Linked DNA regions of Homo sapiens: region 1 is linked to region 2. A link is a contact called in ENCODE Hi-C or POLR2A ChIA-PET data. All regions are on one chromosome and are shown on one strand. Each heading gives the region's core, a stretch centred on a gene start or an enhancer-like site at or near the end of the contact. The rest is flanking DNA. Distances are from core to core; before and after follow the strand shown.

The links. A loop is a pair of places that touch in the nucleus more often than their neighbours do. ChIA-PET counts read pairs that join two places held with the same protein, here RNA polymerase II (POLR2A). Pooled maps may share reads with other maps.
Region 1: a map of naive thymus-derived CD4-positive, alpha-beta T cell shows a loop between it and region 2 (6-fold over the local background). The contact joins two enhancer-like sites. A Hi-C loop is called at or near these places in 1 of 168 maps with a recorded cell type or tissue (naive thymus-derived CD4-positive, alpha-beta T cell) and 10 of 50 pooled maps. POLR2A ChIA-PET finds 5 or more read pairs at or near these places in 1 of 52 experiments (activated CD4-positive, alpha-beta T cell).

The regions. Positions count from the first base shown.
Region 1 is chr13:99,356,002-99,363,746 of GRCh38, forward strand. All of the region lies in intron 7 of UBAC2 (UBA domain containing 2), which reads left to right. MIR623 (microRNA 623) reads left to right here and starts at 130; the gene lies at 130-227. RefSeq lists an enhancer at 157-396. Within about 2 kb of position 3,555, at least 3 of the 41 ENCODE cell types and tissues checked have a DNase peak (open chromatin) inside an H3K27ac peak, as active enhancers do.
Region 2 is chr13:98,566,720-98,574,108 of GRCh38, forward strand. All of the region lies in intron 1 of STK24 (serine/threonine kinase 24), which reads right to left. Among named protein-coding and RNA genes, the nearest start is that of STK24, 6.7 kb to the right of the region's middle. RefSeq lists enhancers at 1,162-1,663, 3,688-4,887, 4,515-4,564 and a silencer at 5,416-5,710. Within about 2 kb of position 4,557, at least 28 of the 41 ENCODE cell types and tissues checked have a DNase peak (open chromatin) inside an H3K27ac peak, as active enhancers do.

The DNA of each region.
Region 1 (7,745 bases), core at 2,305-4,804, 790 kb after region 2:
GAAACCAACTGAACCTGTTTGTAAAATTGTACCTATGTCACAGTAAGATCAGCTGTGCTAGGTATGTCAGGCCTCTGAAAAGAAATGTCATTAAAGTAAACAAGACTTGGGACACATGTCTGTCAGACTGTACACAGTAGAAGCATCCCTTGCAGGGGCTGTTGGGTTGCATCCTAAGCTGTGCTGGAGCTTCCCGATGTACTCTGTAGATGTCTTTGCACCTTCTGTCCTCATTGCCATCCCCAATCAGTCCCTGGAACACCAGCTGTGGCCCTGACCCTTTTAGCCCCTGCATGGAATGCACAGGCAAGGCGTGTGGCCTTTGGGACTCCAGCCGACTAGAGCAAGACAGAGGAAGAAGAGACGGGGCAGAGGGCAGCCGATAGTTGGAAACTTCTGTCCCCTAAGCCAAAAGGTTCTCAAAACTGAGCAACAGGATGTATTGTGTCTCCTGATCGTATTGCCATGGAAACTGCCTTCTGTTCTGCCTAGAAGAAATAGTACTGTTTGAAGTATCTCATCCATCAACACTGGTCACTGTGAGAAACCACAAAGGAAAAGTGAAACCGAGAGCTGCAAAACTAGCCTGGGACTTTGTTCAAGCGATCATCTCCTTTCCCTCTAGTTTATTATTTTTTCCAATACCTACTGAGACTACTGCTAAGCAGCACAGAAAGATACAATACACTGTTTTTATAGCACGACACAAAGATCATGGGTGGCACTTCACATGACAGGGTTAGATTCAGTCTTCTGAGTTTTCTAAGGTTCCTATTTTTAAGACTTTACCAAGGAACCAAGGCTTTCAAATATGCAGCATGGTTTCTTCTGGGCCTCGCGTTGCCCCATCTCTTATCCAAGTGGTGAATGTGTTGCCAGTTTGTGTGTGGTTCTGGTGGTGGGCTTTGTTTGGTTTTCTTTTTTTGGGCTTTGTTTGGTTTTTCCCCAGTTTTGCCACAAAGCTTTTGCTGAGGACAGCAGCCTCTGTGGTGTCTTTTCTCTCTGTATTGTGCTCACTCTTGTAGTCATGCACCACATAACAATATGTTTTGGTCAATGACAGATTGCATGTATGACAGTGGTCTCATAAGATTATGATGCCATATTTTTGCTATGTCTTTTCTATGTTTAGATACACAACTACCATTGTGTTACAGCTGCCTCCAGTATTCAGCACAGTGACTTGCTGTACAGGTTTGTAGCCTGGTCGCCATAGGCTACACCAAGCAGCCTTGGTGTGTAGTAGGCGATCACATCTAGGTTTCTGTAAGTACACAGCAACAAAGTCACCCAACAGCACATTTCTCAGAATGAAGCCCTGTTGTTAAGCGACACGTGACTACAGTTTTAAGTCTAACAAGATGCCTCTCGTTCAGTCCTGAAGTGCTTCTTGTTTAGTTTTTAATGTACGTTTGTTTTGTTATCTCAGCCAAACTCTTTTCAGGGCCATAGGAAATTAGTCATTTCTCTGTGTCACAGCCTCCTTATCTGGCCCCAGGACAGCGCACTACGCATAGAAGGCAAATGAGTAAAACTAAGTGTAAGCATATTCATACTTACACCAAAAGCTGCAGCTTCCACAGAGCACAGGGAATTGCAAATAACTGTCTTCTATGAGGAGCTGCCATTTGTGGTTTCACCAGTTTCCCAGCATTGCTTCTTTGTAACTCCTGGTTCTTGTATTAGAAGAGGATGCTATGTCCATGAAGAATGTAGGTATCAAGCATGTCCTTTGGGAGCCTCCTTGCTTTAACCCCTCTCACCCCTTCCACCCCGCCTTCATTAGTAACCCATCACCTGGGTCTTCATATCCCAACTAACTACAGTCTTGGCTAAGAAAACCCCATACGCCTTAACTCAGCAATATGCCTCACTATGTCTTTGTCCATTCAGTTATCCATTTTGCAACTGTTTCTTGAGTGCTTGCATATGCCAGGTCGTACAGGAGGCCAGGTCTACAAACAGGACAAGATGGAGAATCACAGTCCCCGTGGAGCTAATAGGCTGTTGTGAGATTCAGGCCGGTTAGCCTGCAAGTGAAATGGGATGTGCTGAGAGCTGTCCTGGGGAAGGGATGGTGAGGTGTGAGAGCACGCAGAGGAGTACAGGGTGGTGAGAGCAGGCTCCCCAGCAGGAGTAGAGAATGTGAGGGCGGTGTTGTGAGAAAGTGACTCCAGTGGCAGACAGGAGTCTGGTAAGCCCAGGTAAGAAATTTCTGTCGGATTCTGAAAGCAACAGGGATGCATTGAGTAGCATCAAAGGGGAGGATGTCTGTAGTCATCCGAAAAGGCCCTTAATGTACTCTCCCTTTCTTTTCTAACTGTGTATCTATGTGGCTGGATTTGCTTCATGTACTTCAAAAACCAGAGTAACAGAACAAAATCGAATGCAGAAGCAGATGGGAGAATCCAGCAACCTTCTAGTAAGTCAGACATTAAAGAGATTTGCAAAAATGGAAAACAGTGCCACTCTTCTCAGTAATTCTGTTTGGGAAAACATGGTTATTTTTTATTTCAAAAATCTATATTTATGTTAGCAAGTAATAGGCTTGTGATTGTTAATGAGTTATTAAATATTTTTAAATTAATAAAAGGGCAATGAGGAGCCAGCAAAGGGTTTCTAAGTAGAGGAGGGGCTTGACGAGATTTGTATCTTAGGAACTAACTCTGGAGCCACCCCGGCCATGGACTGTGGTCTCACACGGGGCAGTGAGAGTGAGGGTGGAGACAGTGGCGGGGGAGTTCCAGTGGACAGAGCCTAGAGATCTGGTTTATGCAGTGGATGGATGTGGATGTCACACCCCAAGACAGGGGACACAGCAAGAGATATGGGGTGGGAGATGAGTTTGTTTGGGACGTGTTCTATCTTAGGTGTCTCCTTAACATTTAGATGAAAGTGTGTTCAGGAGACAGTGGGTTACATGGCTCTGAGACACAGTGTTTGGGTTGGAGGTTCGAGTTTGGGAGTCTCTACCCCATGAAGCCCTAGGAATGGATGGGCACCCAGAACACGGAAGAAGGAGAGAAACACTCCCCACATGGAACCTTCAAGAACACCCGTGTCTGAAGGACAGGAGTGGGAGGAGGAGAATCTGAGGACACTGAGAAGGCGTAGCTAGAGGGCTAGAAAGAAAGCGGGATGCCACAAAGCCTGGGGAAGAGAATGTCGAGGAAGAGTGGTCAGTAAGACCTGGTGCTGCCAGAAGGCAGGTCACAGAGCGCTCAGGAGGATCCACTGGATCTAACAAAGGGTGCTTTGATAACCTGGAAGAAAAAGGAAAAAGTGTTTCATTATTAAAATACCAGACTATGAGCTTCTAAAAGGCAGGGAGGTTGTCTTAATTCTCTTTCTACTTTTGTTGCTGAAAGTATTACCAGGTACATTAGTAGATGTGATAATTTTGTGATTTTACATTAACTCATTCAAGTAAAACGATCTAGTCTTTTTCTGCCCTTGATCTCCGTGGTAGGTCATCCCCTTTGTCAGAGACTCCTGTTAAATCAACCTGTTTCCTAAATGTGTAAGTATTTCCTTATGGCCTGGGGTAAAGCTTCCCAGCCACTGTGCCATGGTCATAGATGGGCTGAGATACTGGTCCCCTCCCCGCTTGGGGGCAACTGGAAAGGGCCTGAAGCCACTGGGCCAGCTGTAAACAGTTTTGGCTTTTCCTGTGGACCATGCAAATCTGTCTTTTTCTGTGTGTGCCATGAGGTGGAAAACATTTGAAAGCCTTGGTCCATAGCACACTGAGTAAGTCCTTGTGTGGGCCCTGCCTCGCCTCCCGTGTGCCCAAGCACAGCACCCCTAAAGAGTCACATCGCCCTTCGCTGCCTACCCCATGGTCTCCCCCAGAACCTTCCCTGCATGGTGGCCTGCAGGGGGCCACCGATTGTAGACTGGAGGTGCCCCTGCTGTGTGCTTCACACTTCAAAACCTGGCATGCTGATAAAGGCTTTCTGAGCACCAAAGACTGAGAAGAAAGGGTGCATTTGTTTCCAATGGCCAACAGTCTTAAAATAAGATGAAGATGCTTTTGGAAGTCATTTTGGCTTTTCTAAAACATCGCATTCATAATGCCCCCTCTGTAATTGTTCTCCATTTTACTCTTTTATGGGGCACCAACTTGTACGAGCAGTCAGCTCAGGCTGCAGTGAGCTGAGAGTGGTACTGGCCACCTGGGAAATATGTTCAGGTCTTCCATCCATCACAGCCCTCCAGGATCCTGTAGTCTAGTTGGGAAGACGAGAAACAATACTGTATAAAGTATAAGGCCAAGTAGTAAGGATCAGAATAATCATAGCTAAGCTGCAATAAGCTTATAGATGGCTTTACGTTCTATTTTAAATGTTTCACATGAATTAACTCTTTTGATTCTCATACTCTCCATGTGAGGTGGGTGCAGTTATTATTACCACTTTACAGGTGAGAAAACCAAGGGTCATGGAAATGTTTGAAAATGCATCTAAGGTGTTACAATAAGAGGCAGAGCTGGGATTTGAGCCCAGTTATTCTGGCTCTAGAGACTGTTCTTAACTCAGCTTCCTCTACCTTTTTGTCCCTCTGCCGTTATTCCTTAGCATTGCTTTGCTCCTTGAAGGCGGTATAAACCCACTTAGGCCCCTTTCTTTGAACACCTTGGGGAAAATGCCTTGCTTGCTCTCTTCTCCATCGTTGAAATCATTCTCTTTTAATATTCAGCCCCAGCCCCATCCTCTTGGAAGTCTTACCCCTGTGCTTTGGCCGCAGTGGGTTGATGTCCACTCTGAGCTTTTCTAGTCCTTTTGATTTAGGCCTCACAGCTCCCATCTTAATTATATATCATCTTGCATTGTTCTGGCTTTTCCATTTCTGGGTATCTTGCCTTCCCCCGAGGAGATGGGGCGCTCTTCGGGAGCAAGGATGAGACCGCGTGCCTGGCTCACACTCTCCTGTGGACGCTCGAGTGCCCGAGGTCAGCCACCCGTGAGCTCTTCTGGCTTCTCTAATGTAGACACTGCCTGACCATCCCATCCAGAAACCTTTCAATGCCTGTAGAACATGGATTTCTGTTCCATGGAACTTCTGCTTAATAAAATGTCAGAAACTTTTACTGCTCCTCGGTTGGGAAACCATCATGTATGTATGTATGAATATATATTTATTCATTCATACATGTATATATACACAAGAATTTTTACTTCATTTGAAATCTTCTTACAAACTAATAATAAGTATTTCATAAAACGCCTGTTCAAACTGCAAGCTGTTTCCTTCTTCACTTTTAAAATATGTGGTTATTGCTTTTGAAGAAGACAAAGTAAAGGAAACATTTCCTGTTTATAGAGGCTCATATTTAACCCTACGTAAAGAGCAGATTCATGTCAAAACATCCTAGAACCTAGAGCCGTAACTTTCTGCTTTTTAAGCACTTTTCTACTATCACAGGAGTAGAGGGATTGGGGTTTTGTTTGCTTTGCCTACTCTTTGATTCTCTCACTCTCTTGTAAGAAATGAAATGGAACTCAAAGCCCATTCCCCTTCCACTGTCCTGGAGTGGGTGTGTTGTGTGCCTTTGCATGTTTTTGTATCTTTACTACATACATACTTATCAGGGTTTCTCAACCTAAACACCATTGACATTTTGATCCAGACCATTCTTTGTTATAGCGGCTGCCCTGTACATTGTAGGATGTTTAGCAACATCCCTGACCTCTACCTACTAAATGCCGACAGCACCACCATCCTGTCCCCCCTCCCCTCCTTCACATAACAACCAAAACTGTGAGCAGACATTGCCAAATATCTCCTGGATTGGGGGTAGGAGAACAGAGTCACCATGACCATATATCCATCTAAAAAAGTTAAAATAGACCAGACGCAATGGTGCACATCTATAGTCTCAGCTACTCAGGAGGCTGAGATGGAAGATTGCTTGGGTCCGGGAGTTCAGGACTGCAGTGCGCCATGATTGTGCCTGTGAATAGCCACTGCTCTCCAGTCTGGACAATGTAGCAAGACCCTCATCCCCAAAAAAAGTTAAAATAGTATATATACTCGTGTTCTGAGTATTTTTTAATTTATGTAAATAGTATTACATTTTATTTATATTATTTACATAAACTACATACAATTTATGTAAATGGTATATGTATATGTTGTATATGCATATTCTTGTACAACTTTATTTGTTCATTAAACATTGTATATTTGAGATTTACCCATGTAAATCTAATTCATTTATTGTAGCTGCTTTTATAATGGTCTTTTATATAATAGAACCACTTATTAATTTATTTCCCTCCTTAGGAACAACTGAATTTTTTTCATTTTCTTACTTAATATTACAACCAGTGCTTCACAGAAGATCCTCATACATGACCCCTTCAGCATTCACAGCTCCCTAGAGGTGAAGTTGCCAGGTCATAGACTAGAATAGTTTCACTAGATCTTGACATGTTGCTCTCCAAAAGGGTTGTGTCAGTTTATACTCTCATCAGCAACTTATCAGAGTTCCCATTTCTTTCACATCATTCCCACACTCAGTATTGTTGGGCTGTGTATTTTTGCGAGTCTTGTGGGTATAAAATAACTTGTTTTCATTTGCCTTTCCCTAACACTAGTGAGATTGAATATCTTTTCATATGTTTCTTGACTTGGGATTTCCCCTTCTGTAAATGGAGTATTCATATACATTATCTGCTTTTCTCTTGAGTCACTTATTTTTTTCTCATTGATTTATAAGTGTTGTCTTATAAGTTCATAAGTGTCATTGATTTATTAAGTCTCATTGATTTGTAACTTTTGAATTTTGAGCATATAGCAGTTATATGTTGTAAACATTTTCTCTCAATCTGTAGTTTGTCTTATTTAATTCAGTAACAATTGAACTTTTAATACAAAAGTTCTTACAGGTAAAGTAATTTTTAACCACTTTTTTCATTGTGATTTATACTTCGTATTTCTGTTTTAGATATCCTTTCCTATCCTAATGACATGAAAATAATCTCCTATTTCTTCAAAAAAATTTTCACAGTTTGGCTTTCCACATTTAAATCTTTAATCTTAGTTTTTATTTTTGTGGGTGGTGTGAAGTAAGGGCCTAGTTTTATCTTTTCCCTATCTATAGCCAGTTGTCCCAGGACTGTATTCAGTACGGGCTCATAACCAAGTGCCCATGTTTACTGTTGATTCCTAGACTCTGTCTTCTGTTTGGATTTTTTGCCTAACTTCCACTAATACCACATGACTTTAATTACTGCAGTCTAATAGTAAGTCCTAATAACTGGTAGAGAAATCCTTTCTTATATTTCTTCAAAATAGTCATGCCTAGTTTTGAGCTTTAACTTCAAGTAGTCTAGTCCCACCAAAATATACACATGTGCATACTTTTGAATTTTGAGTATATAGCAGTTAGGGAATAGGAATAATAATAGGAATCTGACTCCACATGACAGATAACACAACATAGCAGAAACTTAACCGAGGTAGTTTATTTCTGTCTTGTATAGAAGTCCAGCAGTGGGCAGCCCAGGCCGGCGGGGCAGTGTCCTGAAGGTGTCAGCCCCCGGCTCTTTGCTGCTGCTGTATCCTCAGCACAGGGCTTCCACCTGATCCTCTAAGAAGGGCGAGCCCCTGCCTCTGAGGATCTTCCTGGTCGGCCCATATTCCCTTTCTGCTGACATACCATTGTCAGAACCTAGTCAACATGGAAAGATACTGAGAAAGGTAGCAAGTCACACGTATATACACACCCAAGAAAACCAAAA
Region 2 (7,389 bases), core at 3,307-5,806:
AGCAAGCAACAGGGAAGCAGGTGGGAGAAGAAAGCTCTGCTGCAGAACTGCTGAAGAAGTGAGGCTTTGTGCTACCAGCTTTTTCTGTGTGAATTACCTCTCAAGAAATATTTGGTACCAGGAAACTGCATCCATCACACATACCACAGGAACGCTCCTCAAGCAATACCTTTCTTCATCTGGAGTTCAAGTGGCAGTTTAATAACTTTGAAGTCACCACATTGAACACGCTTCCAAAGTTCGACGAAACTATACCTAAAATAACTGCGGGCTAAGGCTCAGTCCCAAGTTCCAGACTGTTTTTCATTTCTACTCAATGGTTCGTTGCTGTAAAATTCTACCCAAGAAAGTACTCTGTCCTTAAGCAAGAAATCACTTGAAGGCCATACCCCAAAGAAGAGCTTTCGCTGTTTAGATACGCACCCTTCAAGTCCTCCATCCATTAACATGCTATGGATTTATGGCCAGCGCTGTGCAGTGCCCCCAGCGCGCAGACACCACTGACTCTGCAACATGCAATCTGCTAACACATGGCCACTGGGACAGCCACATAACACCCAGGCCCTCTGACGGGCTATTCGGCATCTGTGGCACACGTGTGCCCCAGTCCTGCACCGACCACCACGGAACATACGACCAGACTGATGCCACCTCCGCCCTGCCAAGAAGCACATACTCAATTCTGGACCAGGGGGTTGGAACCCCAAAGCATCATAAACTTAAGCAAGCGTTTCTCCAGAGAGATCCTATGAGGCTCCCGGACATCGTTCTGTGTCCACAGGATCTTGGGACCAAAAAAATGAGAGAAGCAAGAAGAGCAGGTTCTCAGTTCAAGTTGGGGAGGTGGAGGCCACCGACCAGTAGAGAGATGGAAAAATAAGCAGACATGTATACTGCTGTTTATTTACAGGGAGAAAATAAGAGGCACAATCTCATGATGAAGAGAACGGAGGCTCCGAGTTCTTGCCCGCCGCCCTGGCCCAGCAGTCAGTCCTAGCTCTTGGAATTTCCTCACCTGCCTGGCCCTGTCTTTATTCACCTATAAACTGAAGAATAGCAACTTGGAGGTAGAGGGGTCACACAGACAGCAGCATCTAATTGGGTCAATCCTGAAATCCCACTAAAATCATAAATCTAAAAACCACCACATACCTGAAACAGAGAGAAGACAACTGCAATGAAATCTCAGAAGCTGGAAAGTAGGTAGTGGTTTAAAAAAAAAAAGGGGGGGGGTGGGGAGTAGAGGAAGACAACGCTAAACCGGAGGTGCAGAAAACAGAGAACTTTTTTTTTTTTTGGAGGCACAGTCTCGCTCTGTCGCCCAGGCTGGAGTGCAATGGCGCGATCTCGGCTCCCTGCAACTTCCGTCTCCTGGGTTCAAGCAATTCTGCCTCAGCCTGCCAAGTAGCTGGGATTACAGGCGTGTATCATCACGCCTGGCTAATTTTTGTGTTTTTGGTAGAGAAGGGGTTTCACCATGTTGGTCAGGCTGGTCTCGAAATCCTGACCTCAAATGATCCACCCGCTTCGGCCTCCCAAAGTGCTGAGATTACAGGCATGAGCCATCGCGCCGGGCCAGCAGAGAACTAACTTAACTCACAGTGCTGGACCCCCGGCTCTCAGGAACTGACGGCACCAGTCCCTCTGCCGGGGGAATGAGTGAACCAGGCAGAGCCTCAAAGTCAGCCACAGAAGTGGGTAGACAGCCAGACAGCTTGCCCCACATCTCACAGCCAGGCTCCCAAAGTCAAGGAAATGATGAAAATATATTATCTGCAAAGGAAGGAAAAATTGAGGATATATGGACCAGGCTGCAGCAGACACAGCCGGAAGCAGAGGCAGCATACTTAAAAATGGGGAATGAAGGCCGGGGATGGTGGCTCACACCTGTAATCCCACCACTTTGGGAGGCCGAGGCATGTGGATCACCTGAGGTCAGGAGTTCGAGACCTGCCTGCTCCACATGGTGAAACCTCATCTCTACTAAAAAATACAAAAATTAGCCAGGCATGGTGGTGGGCGCCTGTAATCCCAGCTACTCGGGAGGCTGAGGCAGGAGAATCACTGGAACCTGGGGGGGCAGATGTTGCAGTGAATGAAGATCACGCCATTGCACTCCAGCCTGGGTGACAGAGCGAGACTCCATCTCGAAAAACAAAAAAGATAAAAGAATATTTGAGGGCCGATGCAGAAGGTTCACCATCCAAGTAATAAAGTTTCAGAAAGAAAGAACACAGAAAATGGAAGGGGGGAGGGGAATCAAAGAAAAAAGTCAATGAAAAGATCTGAGTCGCTTCACAGAAAAGGCCTAACCAAGTATCTGTCACGAGAAACGAAAACAGCCCCACTCCAAGCCACATCATTGTGAAACTTCAGAACTCAAGGAAAAAGTTCAGATCCCATTAGGTCCAGGAAGAACAGCACAGCCTGCACACACAGAAGCCGGTGCTGGCAGGGCCTCCATCTTCAACAGCAACACTGGAAGCTAAAACACAGTGGAGAAACACCTTTAAAATTCTGGAGGAAATGAATGTCCACCCTGCAATTTTACACCATGCTAAAATATCAACTGAGGGAGAAGAAAAAAAATTTTTGAAAAGCCTGTCTCCCACGCTGCCTATTCACAGAAAATGGCGCACTATATGCCCAACCAACATCATGGCATAAACCAAGAAAGAAAATGACAGCAGAGACAAAAAAAAAAAAACAAAAAAAAACAAAACAGATATTCAACACAAGAGAGCAGCAGAAGGAACCCAGAGGATGAGAGCAAAGGAAGACCAGAGGATGGGGGTGGCACAAGAAGCATAGAAGATACGCAGGTGACGAAAGGCACAGGTGCCACCCGAACTTCCTAAGACAAGGTTGCAACAACTACAGAGTGCTGGGATGAATGAGAAGCATTACCAAAAGAAAAGAAATCTGATCAGTAACTATGGTTGAGTAATAATGGCTGGGCTGCAGATCCGTCTGCAGTCCATTAATGTACACACCGCATTCTGACCTCACTGACATTACAACATCTCTCTGCTGGGGGAGAGCGGGGAGCCCATGTGAGGAAAAGAGGCAAGCGGAAGAGAAGTAAATCCTCATCCGCAGGGTCCAAAGTCTATAGACAATGCCTGAAACCAGGAAAAAAAAAAAAACACAGGCAGAAATTTTTTTTTTTTTTTTTGAGATGGAGTTTCACTCTGTCACCTAGGCTGGAGTGCAGTGGCACCATCTCAGCTCACTGCAACCTCCGCCTCCCAGGTTCAAAGAATTCTCCTGCCTCAGCCTCCCAAGTAGCTGGGAATACATGCGCCCACCACCACGCCCAGCTGTTTTTTTTGTATTTTTAGTAGAGACAGAGTTTCACCATGTTGGCCAGGCTGGTCTTGAACTCCTGACTTCAAGTGATCCACCTGCCTCAGCCTCCCAACGTGCTGGGATTACAGGCGTGAGCCACCGCCCCCGGTCAATTTTTTAATGTTCCTCATAAACTAAGGAGTAACAAAAACAAAAATCAACCAGGAGAGATCAAAGGGGCTGCCCTCGGGGAATAAGAAATGGCGGGAGGTGGAAGCAGCTGCTATCTTTCCCAACCAACCTTACAAAACTACCCATTAGACATTTCTAAATAGAAACTAAACAAAATCCTAAGTAATTACAAATAAAACAAAGGATGTGGACCTGTAACAGTTCTTTCAAACCTTACGGCCTAAAATTCTCTTAAAAAACAGGAAGAGACTTAAAATAATAGGAAGATAAACCCCAGCTACGTACTTGGTAAGCATTAATTTAAAACTTGAAATGTTCCCACAATGTATTCAGATACCAACAGAGCGCAGAACAGAAAAGGTTTCTTTTGCTGACGAAGAACCCTCAAGAAACACAATGGAAGGTCTCTAGAGTCAACAATGTTGTTCCCTGGGTGCGCATAAAGTGACTGGTAACCACCAATTTGGGATGTTTCACAGTTTGTACCAAGCAAAGGCATATCTCAGTTTATTTCCCCTAATTTAAACCTTGCAAACCAGGGAGCCATTTAGGATTAAGAAACTCCATAGTCACCCTCAGGAGGCAGGTTATTTTTCCCAAAGCATTTGGCACTTATATTTTTTATAATTTCCACTGCAAAAACATGAATTATGGGAAATGACTGCTACAAACTACTCCGACGACAGTGGCTGATTCTACGCGATGAGACATGGATAATAGAGTGCAACTTCTATTTCCTGCACTCACACCACCCACAAGATTCCATTAATGATAATCAGCTGAGCTAAGGCATTAAAAGGCACAGAAAGGTGGCTTGGGTGTGGTCCACTTCCTGCAGGTAAGGAGCTTCCACAAGGGCAGCTCTGAATCATCGGGAGTAATCGCCCAAATAAAGAGCTAAGGGGCCCGTTTCTCAGGAGACCATCGGACGCCTGGACTGCGGCTTTAGAGTGTGTGTAACCGCACAAGCACAGCAGAAAGTAGCAGTGACCATCGACAGGCTCCTCCCTTCAGTAACTGCTCACCCTGCATCTTGCACCAGGGTCCTGGAAAAATACTGAACTGAAAATGAAACTCAACCTGCACCACATTAGGCAGCTCAGCTCTACGCATCAGACCGTAGCTCCAAGAAGAGCATCAAAGTCAGAAAGAGGGTGGGAAAGCAATGATGCCAGCCGCCACCTGCCCATAACTGCTCAGCACAGTTAGCAAGCTAGAAAATCTCATCTGACCAATTCCTACTTGAAGGTCACTTGCTTTTATGTGACATGCTATCAAGAATACTCCCAGATCTGAGACTGGACTCCTCCAAAAGTTTGGGTTTTTCTAATTTAAAAAAACCTTGTGACCATCCTCCCCCTCAAAAAAGAACACTTTCAAGCAAAACAAATTCTTACCATTGTTACATTTTGGAACACGGAGTATTCAAAATAGGTTTTTTGTTTTTTTGACACTTACATAGGCAACTAACTAACAAAACAGTAACTAACAGTAACTGAGTACTTATTACTCTTTAGCACTGATCAGCAAAAAGGATCATAAAGCAAGAGGAGTAATGAGATACTATAAAATGTTCACTGAGAGTTCAAGCCACGAAGCTGAGTGAATGCTAAAAAAATCCACTTAGGCTGTCCTACTGACACCTGGGCTCCCCACTCGCATCCCTGGGCTTCCTCTTCCCTGAAGTGCTGCAATGCCTTCTAAAGGGGCACCCAGCACTCCCCACACCTGAGAAAGCAGGAGCCCCAAAGAACAGGAGATCATCTGCTCAAAAATGTGCCATACTTCCGGCTGTCTACAGATGCAAGGCCTCCCCCAGGCCCACAGGCACCCCACTGCCTCTTCAGCTCCAGGACCGATCTAGATCTAGCCCACCAGAAGCTGTGTCACCGCTTTCCAACCATGTGCCTTTGCTCACTGTGTCCTCAGTCACTGCAACCTTCTTAGAGCACATGCCCCAAAGCAGGCAGCCGACCTCTTGAGGACAGGATGGACTGAGGCTCTGAACTCTGCCTCCAACGACTCCGGGCACTATACTCTGCAGGCTCCCCTGTGCAGTCCAATGCTGTCAGTCACCAGAGCACACTCCACAGTTCAGCAAGTCCCCAAGGTGCTCTCCGAACCCACGTCTCGGATGTCCTGACTGTCCACACCCAGTGACACACCAACCTTCCCCCAGGGTGCAGATGGTAACAGGGTAACTGGGCAGGCACCTCCCAAGGAAGGAACGGAAAAGAACCCGTGGAAATGTGACACTAACAAGAAAAAAAAGTACAAGAGCACTTAAGCCACAATTAAATGCAGCTGTCCTGTGTTTGCCTTCATTTCCCAGACTCCCAGAGTGCACAGGCTTCCCTAGGGTGGAGCAGAGCACTTGAGAAAAGCTCCCCATGTTCCCAGACTGGCCATTAGACACCAGTCTCACTATCCTGATGCAAGGGGCATTCTCAGCAAAGGTCTATTTATCCAAGCAGCAAGAAAAACAGAAGGGGAACGAGGGGGACAGGATGATGTTAACAAGACAAACTTCAGGTTTTTAAGCTATTCCTCTAAATTATCTGTATTTTCAAATATGAAACTATGTTAAACTTACAACTTCAAAACATGGTAAATTAACCAGGCCCTGCAATATGCAATACATGTGACGTATATAATTCAGTATTTTTCAAACTGTGGGTCAGGAATCAGTGGGCTGTGAAATCAATCTAGTGTTGCAACCAGCTCCTTTTTTAAATATACCACAACAGCACATCACAAGCACAGGCTGAGCATCCCTGATCCAAAATGCTCCAAAATATGAAACTTTTCAGCGCCAACATGACACTCAAAGGAAATGCTCATTGGGAGCACTTCTGATTTCGGATGTTCAACAAGCATATAATGCAAATATTCCAAAATTCGAAACACTTGTGGTCCCAAGCATTTTGGATGAGGGATACTCAACCCGTAGTAAGGATTAGTACGGTCTCCTGAAACTTGTTTTTGATCCTGATGTAAAATATATTTCTTACATGGGTCACGGTTCAGAAAAGTTGAAAAGTGACTGATAAAATTTTGTAACAGAAATGTGCAAACCAAAATCTCATTTTTAAATCACATTTCTGCAAACTCAAAGCCGATTGGTGTTCCTGCCTCCATCTGAAGCTTTTCTTTTAATCTCAATTGAGTGAAACAACAAATGCTCAATGAAAGACGGAGTACTTATAGCCACAGATCAGCCTGATTTCTTTATGTTTATTCGTCACTATATTCATTCAGTTTCTGATGTCTATTTTTTTCCCCTACTGAAATATAAAACTGGGGTTTAAGAGAAAAAAAGCAAAGGCTTCAGCAACTTTCATTAAACATTTACTTTAAATGGTAACCTCATTCAGATCTACCACTTTCAACCCCTCCCCTAGGACCTGGCACATGAAAGTTCAATAAGGGTTGCTGATTGAATAAATTAAAAAATCAGCCTCCTATTTCTAATTTCTTTAGCCAATCTAACTAGCAATGAGATAAACTTTAATGTTTGCAAAAGTAACCATAAAACAGTAACACTGCATGATGAGTGGGAGTAGGAGGAGTAGTAGTTTCCAATCACAAATTTGCCACATAATATATGATCTCACCTTGGTCAGTTAAGTCTTCCTTGGTCTCCACATCTACAAAATGGTATAATATCATCTACATCTCAAACGGTACCGGTAAGAATCAAGAGGCATAAAAATGATTTGCAAAACATTGAAAAATGGTGTTTATACTAACATGGTTGTTATTTTTCAAGCATCCTTGCCTAGGCCACCTGAATTCACTCTGCTTTATTTTTTTATTTTATTTTTTTTTTTGAGACGGAGTCTGCCTCTGTCGCCCAGGCTGGGGTGCAACGGCACAATCTCAGCTCAACGCAACCTCCGCCTCCCGGGT